Regions from separate parts of the Homo sapiens genome. Here region 2 is linked to region 1. Evidence: chromatin loops called from intact Hi-C (ENCODE). Cell type or tissue: CD4-positive, alpha-beta T cell. All regions are shown on one strand. Region 1 overlaps ENPEP (glutamyl aminopeptidase). Region 2 overlaps MCUB (mitochondrial calcium uniporter dominant negative subunit beta).

Region 1 (5,000 bases):
TGAAAAGACTTCTGAGCTACCTCCAAAACCAATTTAATTTTTCTCATGAGCGACAAGGATATTTTAAACATAATGAATGGCTCAACTCTAAAGTCTGCTGTACTCTCTCCAACTAAACTATTAAGAATGCAGGCATTGATTCTGTGTTTATTGATATAAAGGAACTATTGTCAGAGAGGTGAATATACCCAAGCAAGTTGAATCAGGGCATTATAGATTCTTAGATTGCATAGTATAATCTGATTATGAATAGCAGGTGGTTAATGTACCAGAATAATACTGTCAGAAGAAGAATGGATAAGAATAGTCACCTATTAATGGTGTACATAACAAATACATGGCTTCATTTTTTATTTTTGTTTTTTACTAAAAAAGTAATAAAGGACTTTGGGTACAGGTGGTACAGTAAAGGGATGCTTTGATGCACCCCACTAATCCTAATACTCAGAAATTAGTGATAAAATATAAAAATGGGAACAAGACATAAGGATCGGAAGCTATAAGCATATTGAGCTCCAGTTTTGGAAGGAATGGGTCGGAAACAGGTTCCTGGGGATCAGACCCAAGCCATGCTTTGGAAATCACGTTCTAAAACTCTGACTACTATTTCTGATCGTTTTCTCGTCACTTTTTGGTTTTTCTTTTATGACTATCATATTCTTGAATTTTTGAATACATTAATTAAAGGTTGTGTGTGTGCATGTTTAATTTTGTTATGACTTTTTCGGGATTCTCTTTTGTTTCTCCAGTTATCACTATTTACTCCCACGGTGTTTCTATTTGTCTTGGATGTTTTTCTTTTATGTTACTTGTTTTCCTCATATACCTGGTTATTCTTAGCTTGTCTGTTAAGTTCTAAGAATGTAGGACTCTGAGGCTGGTGTGAGTTTCCTCTGATGTTACATTTCAATAGATTTAAGTAGGTTGGTTTTTCTGTAACTCTCTGGAGTGGGAAATCATACCAGGAGCAGTTTGTACTTGGGTGGGTGTCAACTATTAGATTTCAACTTACAGTAAGTGGGTAGGGAGCCAGGAGGGGAACCTCCCAAATGCCAAAGAGGAGGAACTCACTGTGGAGCATTTGCATTCACACTAGATGCCTTAAATTTCTCCCATTAGGTTCTGTTCAACTTTTAAAGGAAACGGCCCCACTGTTTTTTCAGGAGGGGAAACTCTGGCTGCCTGTCTTCTATGGAAGGGTTGGAGGAAGGGGAAAGTGGCATATCTCATTTTCTTGTAATTTTTCTGGCTCAGAGCCTCTGAGAAGTTTCAAAAGGGAATTTGGCTTCTGTTGATCTCTTATAAAATAGATGATTGGACAGTAATGTATTAAAACAATATTATGTTTGTTTCCCTCCCAAATGATGGAATGCATCACTTATTTAAAACAAAATGTTATGCTCTTAGTTTTCATAGAAGAACCATTTAAGAAATAATTACCACCTACAGGACATTTTGGGATCTTTTGCAAAACTGTATTTTTTCATTATATCACTTCAAATCCTTTATATAAAATCCATCCTAAGAACCCAGCTAACTAACTGGTACAGGCTCTAGTGATTTACCTAGTTAGTATAATATTACAAGTAAATGTCCTTGGTCAGAGGACCTGGTGATAGAGTCATATTGGAAATTCAAGCTCACTGTCACTATTAGAAAATAACTCCAAGTACTATGTCCTCTGCTGATTGGTTAAATGCATTGTTCTTACCTATGAGACTTTGTCATCTTTAGTACAATTGCTTAGCCTTTCTGTTTCCTCTTGGTATTTCTACCTCAAATAGAAAAATTTGCTCAGAATGTAATAATAATTTTTAAAACTTGGTATGGGAAACACCTGCACATGATGAAAGACAGTCATGCAATTGAATTGTCAATGATGAAGAAAGCAGCTTCAGATGAAAATTGCATGTTTGTTATGAGACGGAAAGAAAAAACCAAGCTTGACTAATGTTCTCACCTCTATATTAAGCAAGAGGAATGCCATCGACTGCACTCAGCACAATCTAGAAAAAACAACTTCCTATTTCTGATGCCATTTCCTTTTCATACCAGTATTATCTATCAGCCACTAGTAGTTCCCTTTACCACGACTGAAGGTTGCATCAAAGCAACCTATGTGTCAAGGAAAAGTTAGAATACGGATGAGTCCTCATGATATGCAGCCCCTTTGAAAAGGTCTGTGGACATCCCCCACTCGCTATAATTTGTATACGGTATAGGCAGCATGCTGGCAACCCAGGTTGAGGACATCTGAATATCAACTCCTACCACACCAAAGCAAAGGCAAATTTTCCCTTTGTTCATTTCACAGAAATAGAGGAACCCATCCCCTCTCCTCCAGTGACTGATGAAGAGGTAAAGATATTTTCAGAATATCACACATCAGAAGGCTAAGCAAGATACAGTATCTGGAAGGAGTTTGGAATTTAAGTTTCTACCACTTGCCAGCTGGGTAATCTTGAATAAATAGCCTAAATTTATTAAACTTCAATTTTTCTCATCTCTAAAATGGGGGTGATGATTTCCTCCTTATAAAATTATATTGCAAAGATGATGAGGCTTTATATATATGACATATATGGCACAGAGGTGAATTAACTGGCTTACTAGACAACCTAAACATATGTTCAGGATATAAGCAAAATGGGGGCCTCCAAAATGAAAAAATTAATTAGGTAAAAGTATGTGGTTCTTCAAAAGAAAACGATTGGGCCAGGCTCGGTGGCTCATGCCTGTAATCCCAGCACTTCAGGGGGCCAAGGCCAGTGGGTCACCTGAGGTCAGGAGTTAGAGACAAGGCTGGCCAATATGGTGAAACCCCGTCTCTACTAAAAATACAAAAATTAGCCAGGCGTGGTGGCGGGTGCCTGTAGTCCCAGCTACTCAGGAGGCTGAGGCAAGAGAATCACTTGAACCCGGGAGGTGGAGGTTGCAGTGAGCTGAGATCGTGTCACTGCACCCTAGCCTGGGTGACAGAGCCAGACTCCGTCTCAAAAAAAAAAAAAAAAAAAAGAAAGAAAGAAAACTATTGAACTAGTCGTCTTGATATTTTTAAAAAAAGCTTATTTATATTTTATCATACTTTTAAAAAATGCTTTTGGATACTTTGTTGCTACCTATTTTGATTACATATAGGAATGGAGCCATAAACTTTTCAGTGCCTTGTCATTCGAAGGATGTTCCTTTACCTCAGGTTTCCTCCTCTCTCTCTAGTCTATATCTGGGAGAGGTACACATATACCCAAACATTTTATTACATTGGGCATACCCAAACATTTTAATATATTTGTGCTGGTATACTTAGGAGCTAGCTTTTGACTTACAGCACATGTTTCCCTTGAAATAATTTAAGGCCATAAATATCTATGTCTGTTGTGTTGGTTTATTTTTTACCTGTATCCTTTCAGCCTACATTTTTCTATGTATTATCAAGTCCACAGACCCTGGGGACTAAAGGGCTTTTCAGGCATGTTGTTTGAAAAAAAAAAAAAAAAACTACCCAAAAAAGGTAGATAATTAATTACAAATGCATAGGTGGTAAATTTTTAAAATATAATGAGACTCACAGGTTTTCCACTATTTGATATTCTCTTTACAGAGTCAAATTGATGTACAGCAAAGCACACCAGGTACGTGCTCATGGGGACAGACTTCTCAAAAGTTGTTCGAGTCCATTTATCATCCACTGACTCTTCTTTCTATTGAAAAGAAAAGATAAACTTTTATCGATCAAAATATCAATCATATATATGCAAGACAAACAAATAAACGGTTGCCCCAAACCTTGCTTTCTAGCCAGAAGTCCTTTGTCAAAGCTTAGAGGTCAAATTGTTTGTGGTGATGTTGAAAAGACTACAGGAAAATTTACTTTGTTTTTAGAACTGTTAAAGACTGACTGAATTACACACTGTATCAGGTTTTTCAGGGAGAAATAAAATTTTGAGTGGACTATCAGTTAAATAGGAGTTTATCTGTCTACACTAAACACATCATGCTGACCATAATATTTCAGAGTACTGCAATCTCCTAATGAAAAACAGACTCGTGCTCAGATATTTGCTGATTCGACTGGCAGTAGGGCAATTGCTGTACCTGGTGTAGCGGAACATTGGCTTCTCTTTTCCGTCTTTGGTTGTCTACATCAAACACCAAAGGTATGGTCACCAAAGTCAGTGGCTCGGTCTCCATGGACAGAGAGGAGGATTCTATTGCTTGACACAACTACTGACCTATCTGGCTTGTTCTGTCCATGCCAGCTCTGCTGTCCTCACTGTCGATCACCAATCCTAACACTTCAACCACGAATACTTGCCCAACTCCTGCTTCCATTATTAAACATTTCCACATCTCCTGCAGCCACTCTATTTGGGATGGTTTAAAAAGAGATTAAGCGAGGGAGGCTGGATTAGAATGGGTGCGGCTGACACTTCAAGCACGGGTGTGCATGCCCTTGTATAATCGTGGTGGGGCTCCAGGCTACATTACTCTACCATAAAAACCTAGTAGTGTTAGTTTTGATGGCCTAAGAACCCAGAATATTCTCCTTCTTCCAGGACTACTATCTGGATCTAGTAGAAGGTAAAGTGTAACTCTGCACAGTGAAAAGGCCATAAGGGAAGTTCTTAAGCAGAAGTTGGTGACTTTGCCATTTTTTCCCCCCACCTTCATCTAGATTGGTGTGTCATACTTTAAGTTTATCCTTTCCTCTTTCTTCTCCAATCAAACCTTAGAAGAAAACAAATTGATAATTAATTCTCACTGAGGCATGGATGGCTGCTAAGAGTATATTTTAATCCTCTTAAGTGTTTATTTGCTTTATTTTGTTGTTGCTTTTTCAAGGAATATTTTATCATTTAAAAAGATGAATTTTAATGACAATATTTCAAATAGTGGATCAGAAAGATGGGAGACATAATTTGGGGCTGGTGTCCTTCTGATTATTATACCTAAAGATGAGGCTGACCCTTTTACATGTCGAATGTGTAAAGTATGTAAAC
Region 2 (5,000 bases), 920 kb after region 1:
GTTTTAGCAATATTCAAAGCTCTACTTCAATTAAGTCAGGTGACAGGCTGGGTCTGAGCCTTAGTTGCTTTATCAGTTGATCAATAAATACAGGGTAATATCAGTACCTATTTCCCAGGACTCCCAGAAGTGAGGGGGACTGAGTGAGACAAAGCTCATGATAGTGTATGGCACATGCTAAGCATTAGCTATCGTTTTACATGTATTATTAATGAAACAAAAGGAGTGCTGACTTCAAAAGCTGCTGGTATTAAAAACTGCACAGGATTTACTTGGAAAAAATTAGCTCTGTCATTAAAAATGATTGAATAAAGCACCTGAAGTTTTAACCTGGACTGAGGATTTTTCCATTTCAGTTTTAATAATATTAGAAAGTTCATGATTAAAGGAACCATAAAGAAATAATTTCTGCCCAGGTGTGGTGGCTCACGCCTGTAATCCCAGCACTTTGGGAGGCGGAGGCAGGCAGATCACTTGAGGTAAGAAGTTCAAGACCAGCCTGGCCCACATGGCGAAACCCTGGCTCTACTAAAAATACAAAAATTAGCTGGGCGTGGTGGCACATGCTTGTAATCCCATCTACTCAGGAGGCTGAGGTGGGAGGATCACTTGAACCTGGGAGGCAGAGGCTGCAGTGAGGCGAGATTGCGCCACTGCACTCCAGCCTGGGCAACAAAGTGAGACTCCATCTCAAAAAAAAACAAGAAAGAAAAGAAAGAATTTCTGAGTATCTGGCTTGGCCCTTGACACAGGGTTGTTGTCCACAACCCCTTCATCTTGCCCATCAATAGTAGTCCAAGGTTAGTACACCATCCCTAGTGGTTCCCCTGCGCCCACATCTCTGTGAATCATCCTTTGTGTATAAACTTCCCTCTAATTATCCTAATCTAAGTGGGCCATCTGTTTCCTGTTGGACCATGAATTATACAATCACTTTACACTCTCACTAGCAACACAAAAGAGTTCCCACATCATGCCATGCTTTACGCTTTGAGTTTTTTGTTTTTCTTTGGCAATTTGACAGGCAAAAAAAAAAAAAAAAAGGCAAATGTTATCTTTTTCTACTATTGTTTTTGCATTTTTTTGACTATCAGTGAGGCTGACCACTTTTCATGTTTATTTGCATTTTTATTCCCTGTTCTGAAAACCACTCATGTCTTTTACCCATTTCTTAATGTTTTTCTGATAAGTTTGAATGATCACTTCATATATATTTGTTATTTGGATGAAAGAAACAAATACCTACTTGACTTACCATAAGTAAGAATGGAAATTTACTCTGAGGACTTAGGAATGTCTCTAACGGAGACTACATAGAAGGATTTAATTAAGCCTCAGGAATGGACTCAGGATCAGGAACTGGAGTGTTATATTGAGGTTGGGAAGTCCTCTTGATCCGTATTTCGTCTCCTCCTATCTGCCTGTCAGCATCATTCTGCTTATCACTATAAAATGAATTGTTACTGCTTCTTGGTCCACATGGTAGAAAATGGTCACCACCAAATGGCCCCAAGTACAACTCCACTATTCAAAAGAGCAGCCAGCAGAGGTGAGAATCCTAGACTTAGTTCTAAATTCCTGGGTCAGGTGGCCAATTGAATGAAGGTCAGGTTGGACTAAGATGGCCAATTCGACTAAACCAGGTAGATAAGAGTGAAAAGGTTCCCAGGAAAGCAGTGTGACTAGCACAGACTACAAAGCTGTTCTAAAGTTTCAAAACCAAGAATATTACTATGCTATTATAATATTAATAATTTTAATGGTCACTGCTATACTTATGAAATGACCTTTTTCTAATGTCTAATAGCCTTACATAAATGGGATAACTATAAAGATATTTCATCCTAATTTAGTGTGAAAGATACATTAAGGTGGTATATTTTCTCTCCAAGAGAGGTTAGACTTTGGTGTCAGTTTTCACATAATTGCAGGCATAACAACTGTTGATTACGATGCTTAGTCACTGGCACAAATTCAGACTCCACTAATTAAATGGCAGCACAATCCCACTAAATTGAATAAACTAATTAAACGAATGTGGCTGGATTCGTTATAAAGTGAATTTCATATGTCAAGATGGACTATAACCTGTCAGTACAGCAGCCAAGCTTAAGCTCAAATGAACAACAGTTATGAGTAGTACACTTGAGTTGGTTTCAGGCAAAACCTCACAACAAACAGTCTAACCCCCAATGACCTTTTACAGAAAGATTAATAATATCATATCAATAAAAAGCTAAAACAAAATTACTCTCACTAAATAGTTATTACACTATAAATAAGCCAAAGCTTTTCCTTGGTGGGGAAGGCAGATGGTAAGGAGCGGGCAGAACAAGGGATGAACAGCAGTAGGCTAATTTTAGCAAGGCATCTGAGTTTATCAATCTCCAAACCTCAGTGGTTTCTGACATTGTGATAGATATCAAAGCTGGGTACCCAAGGGACCTCAGAGAACATCAGCGATGAAAGGAAGCGTAGAGATTAAGATCACCTCAGCTTCCATTCTGACCTGCGGCAGCCCTGGGTCTCAAATGCTCCTATTTAAGCTAACTTTTTGGCTTCTCAATAATCTACCCATCTTTCTTTCTACTCAGTCTAACTTCTCATGCAATTGTTAAGTCTCATACTTTTTTTGGATCTCTGTCTTACCCAATCCATCTCTGGGTTGGATTCTCTGTCCCTGGAACAAGTGCTGCTTCCCTGATTTCTATTCTAGGCACTAACACTGTATTTAAAATGAGCACTTCGTTATCAGTGCTTGACCAGTCCGGCTCTGTCTCCCATCCCTCCTTGGCCTGACCAGCGTGGCAGTGCTCATGAGTGCAGCTGCCACCTTCAAGTACTGCACAACAGCTGCTGTCTCATTCCTCATATGATGGTTATTAACGTCTTGTATATGCCCTCAAATTCTCCCTTTTTGACTGCTCTGTGAAAATAGATCTGGGACCTTTAAATATTTTTCCTTTGCTGACTGGCACTGAAGTTTTTTCAGTAGAGGACACTAGAGAGCCACTGACGGAGGAAAAGATTTTGCTTCCTGGTTCGGGTGTGTTCACTTCACAGGCTCCTATTGCATAGATATAGATGGCTTCTCCAGCACCAGGCTCTAGCTGTGTTGGCAGTTTTTCCAGTGCTTCTTTAGCTTCTGCCTGAGTTATTTTAGAAACTTGGGAGTCCTACACTTCAAGAAGCAGTCTATTAGGGAACAGCCAGAATGGATACAAAAATTTTCTTGAACTGAGCTGAACTCTGCCTACCTATTCTGCTCTATCTTGGGAGTAATTTCCTTGCTTGGAAGCAACACAGAATGACAACCTTCTTTCACATGATACCATCTCAGATATTTGAATGCAAATATCTTGCTTTTCCTCAGCTTCTTTTTCACTAGATTAAAAATATGCAGCCCCAGTCGGGCACAGTGGCTGACACCTATAATCCTGGCACTTTGGGAGGCAGAGCCAGGAGTTCAACACCAGTCTGGCCAACACGGTAAAACTCTGATTGTACTAAAAACGCAAAAATTAGCCGGGCATGGTGGTGGCGCGCCTGTAATCCTAGCTTCTTGGGAGGCTGAGGCAGGAGAATAGCTTGAACCTGGGAAGTGGAGGCTGCAGTGAGCCGAGATTGCGCCACTGCAATCCAGCCTGAGCAACAGAGCGAAACTCTGTCTCAAAAAAAAAAAAAAAAAAAAAAATTCAACCCTTTTAATCATCTCCTACAAGAACTCTCACCATCTTAATCATCTTCTGAATGCACCTCCCTGTCCAGCTTTGTTAGTGTTCTTTGTAAAGTACTGCCCCAGTAACAAAACACAATGCCCTTGACTCAGTCTGACAATCAATGTGACAATCCCAATGTAATGAAATGGAACTGTTTCTTGCTGTAATCAGATGCTGCATTTCTCTTCAATTAGTTAGGAGCCATACTAGCTTCTAGAATCCATCATTCATGAGTGGATCAACGGAAACTTCCAGATCCTTTGTACACAACTACCAAGCCAGGACTCCCTCATCCTATACATACTTTTCTCCCCCATTAAGAGAAACAACCTTTTCCTAGCATTGCTAAATCGGTTTTGTTTCTACCACTCTTCCTTTTTTTTTTTTTTTGAGATGGAGTCTCACTCTGTCGCTCAGGCTGGAGTGTGGTGGCGCGATCTCCGCTCATTGCAAGCTCCACCTCCCAGGTTTACGCGGTTCTGCTGCCGCAGCCTCCCGAGTAGTGGGGACTACAGGTGCCCACCACCACGCGTGGCTAATTTTTTTGTATTTTTAGTAGAGATGGGGTTTCACAGTGTTAGCCAGGATGGTCCCTATCTCCTGACCACATGATCTGCCCACCTCGGCCTCCCAAAGTGCTGGGATTACAGGCGTGAGCCACCGTGCCCAATCTGTTCCTAATATTCTTAAAGCAATGGTTAATATGTGCTTACTAAGTGCAGATTAGTCTGGTGCAGTGTAGGATGAGAATAATAAGACTCCAGAAAAAGACAATTCCACAGGACCTACAATGATATTTTATGTTTTGACATTGCTGGGCACAGGTACAGTTTATAATATGTTTATATCAGTAATAATAATATTAAATACTTCCAATACTACATATATGTACATATTATAAATAGCACTTTGGACAACTCATTAATTGAAGCCTTACTAATATTCCACAGACAATACACAAGAGTGACTAGTTCAAGAAATATATAATGTAGCTATGGCAATCTAGCCATTTCATTATATAAAGCAATAATTATATTGTAGTAGTATGAAAAGCCATTGAAAATATATCTAATATCTCAAAGTTATGCATTTGAAACTGATCAATAGTGACATCCAAATCTGACAAATTAAAAAACCAAGTATATAAGTGACGTAATTAAGTAAATAACATGACTTCATTATATGAAGTCATGCTAATATAGTTATTAATCTCTTTCTAAATATACCCTGAACTAGAGTGAATTAGTGTCAGTTATGATATTATATACTAAGACACGTTTT

The links. A loop is a pair of places that touch in the nucleus more often than their neighbours do. Peaks named below come from ENCODE experiments on the same cell type or tissue, not always from the same donor. Only the 100,000 strongest peaks of a DNase experiment are listed, where the experiment ranks them.
Region 2: a loop joins it to region 1, with 13 times the contacts of the local background. A loop is called at or near these places in 1 of 110 quality-filtered maps.

What each region holds. Positions count from the first base shown.
Region 1 is chr4:110,489,734-110,494,733 of GRCh38, reverse strand. ENPEP (glutamyl aminopeptidase) reads right to left here. Exons shown (of 20, transcript NM_001977.4): 3 at 3,570-3,701. Among named protein-coding and RNA genes, the nearest start is that of ENPEP, 16 kb to the right of the region's middle. In CD4-positive, alpha-beta T cell, no CTCF peak of the experiment used is centred here; a DNase peak (open chromatin) is centred at 2,033.
Region 2 is chr4:109,572,562-109,577,561 of GRCh38, reverse strand. The region is part of intron 1 of MCUB (mitochondrial calcium uniporter dominant negative subunit beta); the gene reads right to left. Among named protein-coding and RNA genes, the nearest start is that of MCUB, 15 kb to the right of the region's middle. In CD4-positive, alpha-beta T cell, a CTCF peak has its summit at 2,956; DNase peaks (open chromatin) are centred at 2,461 and 3,031.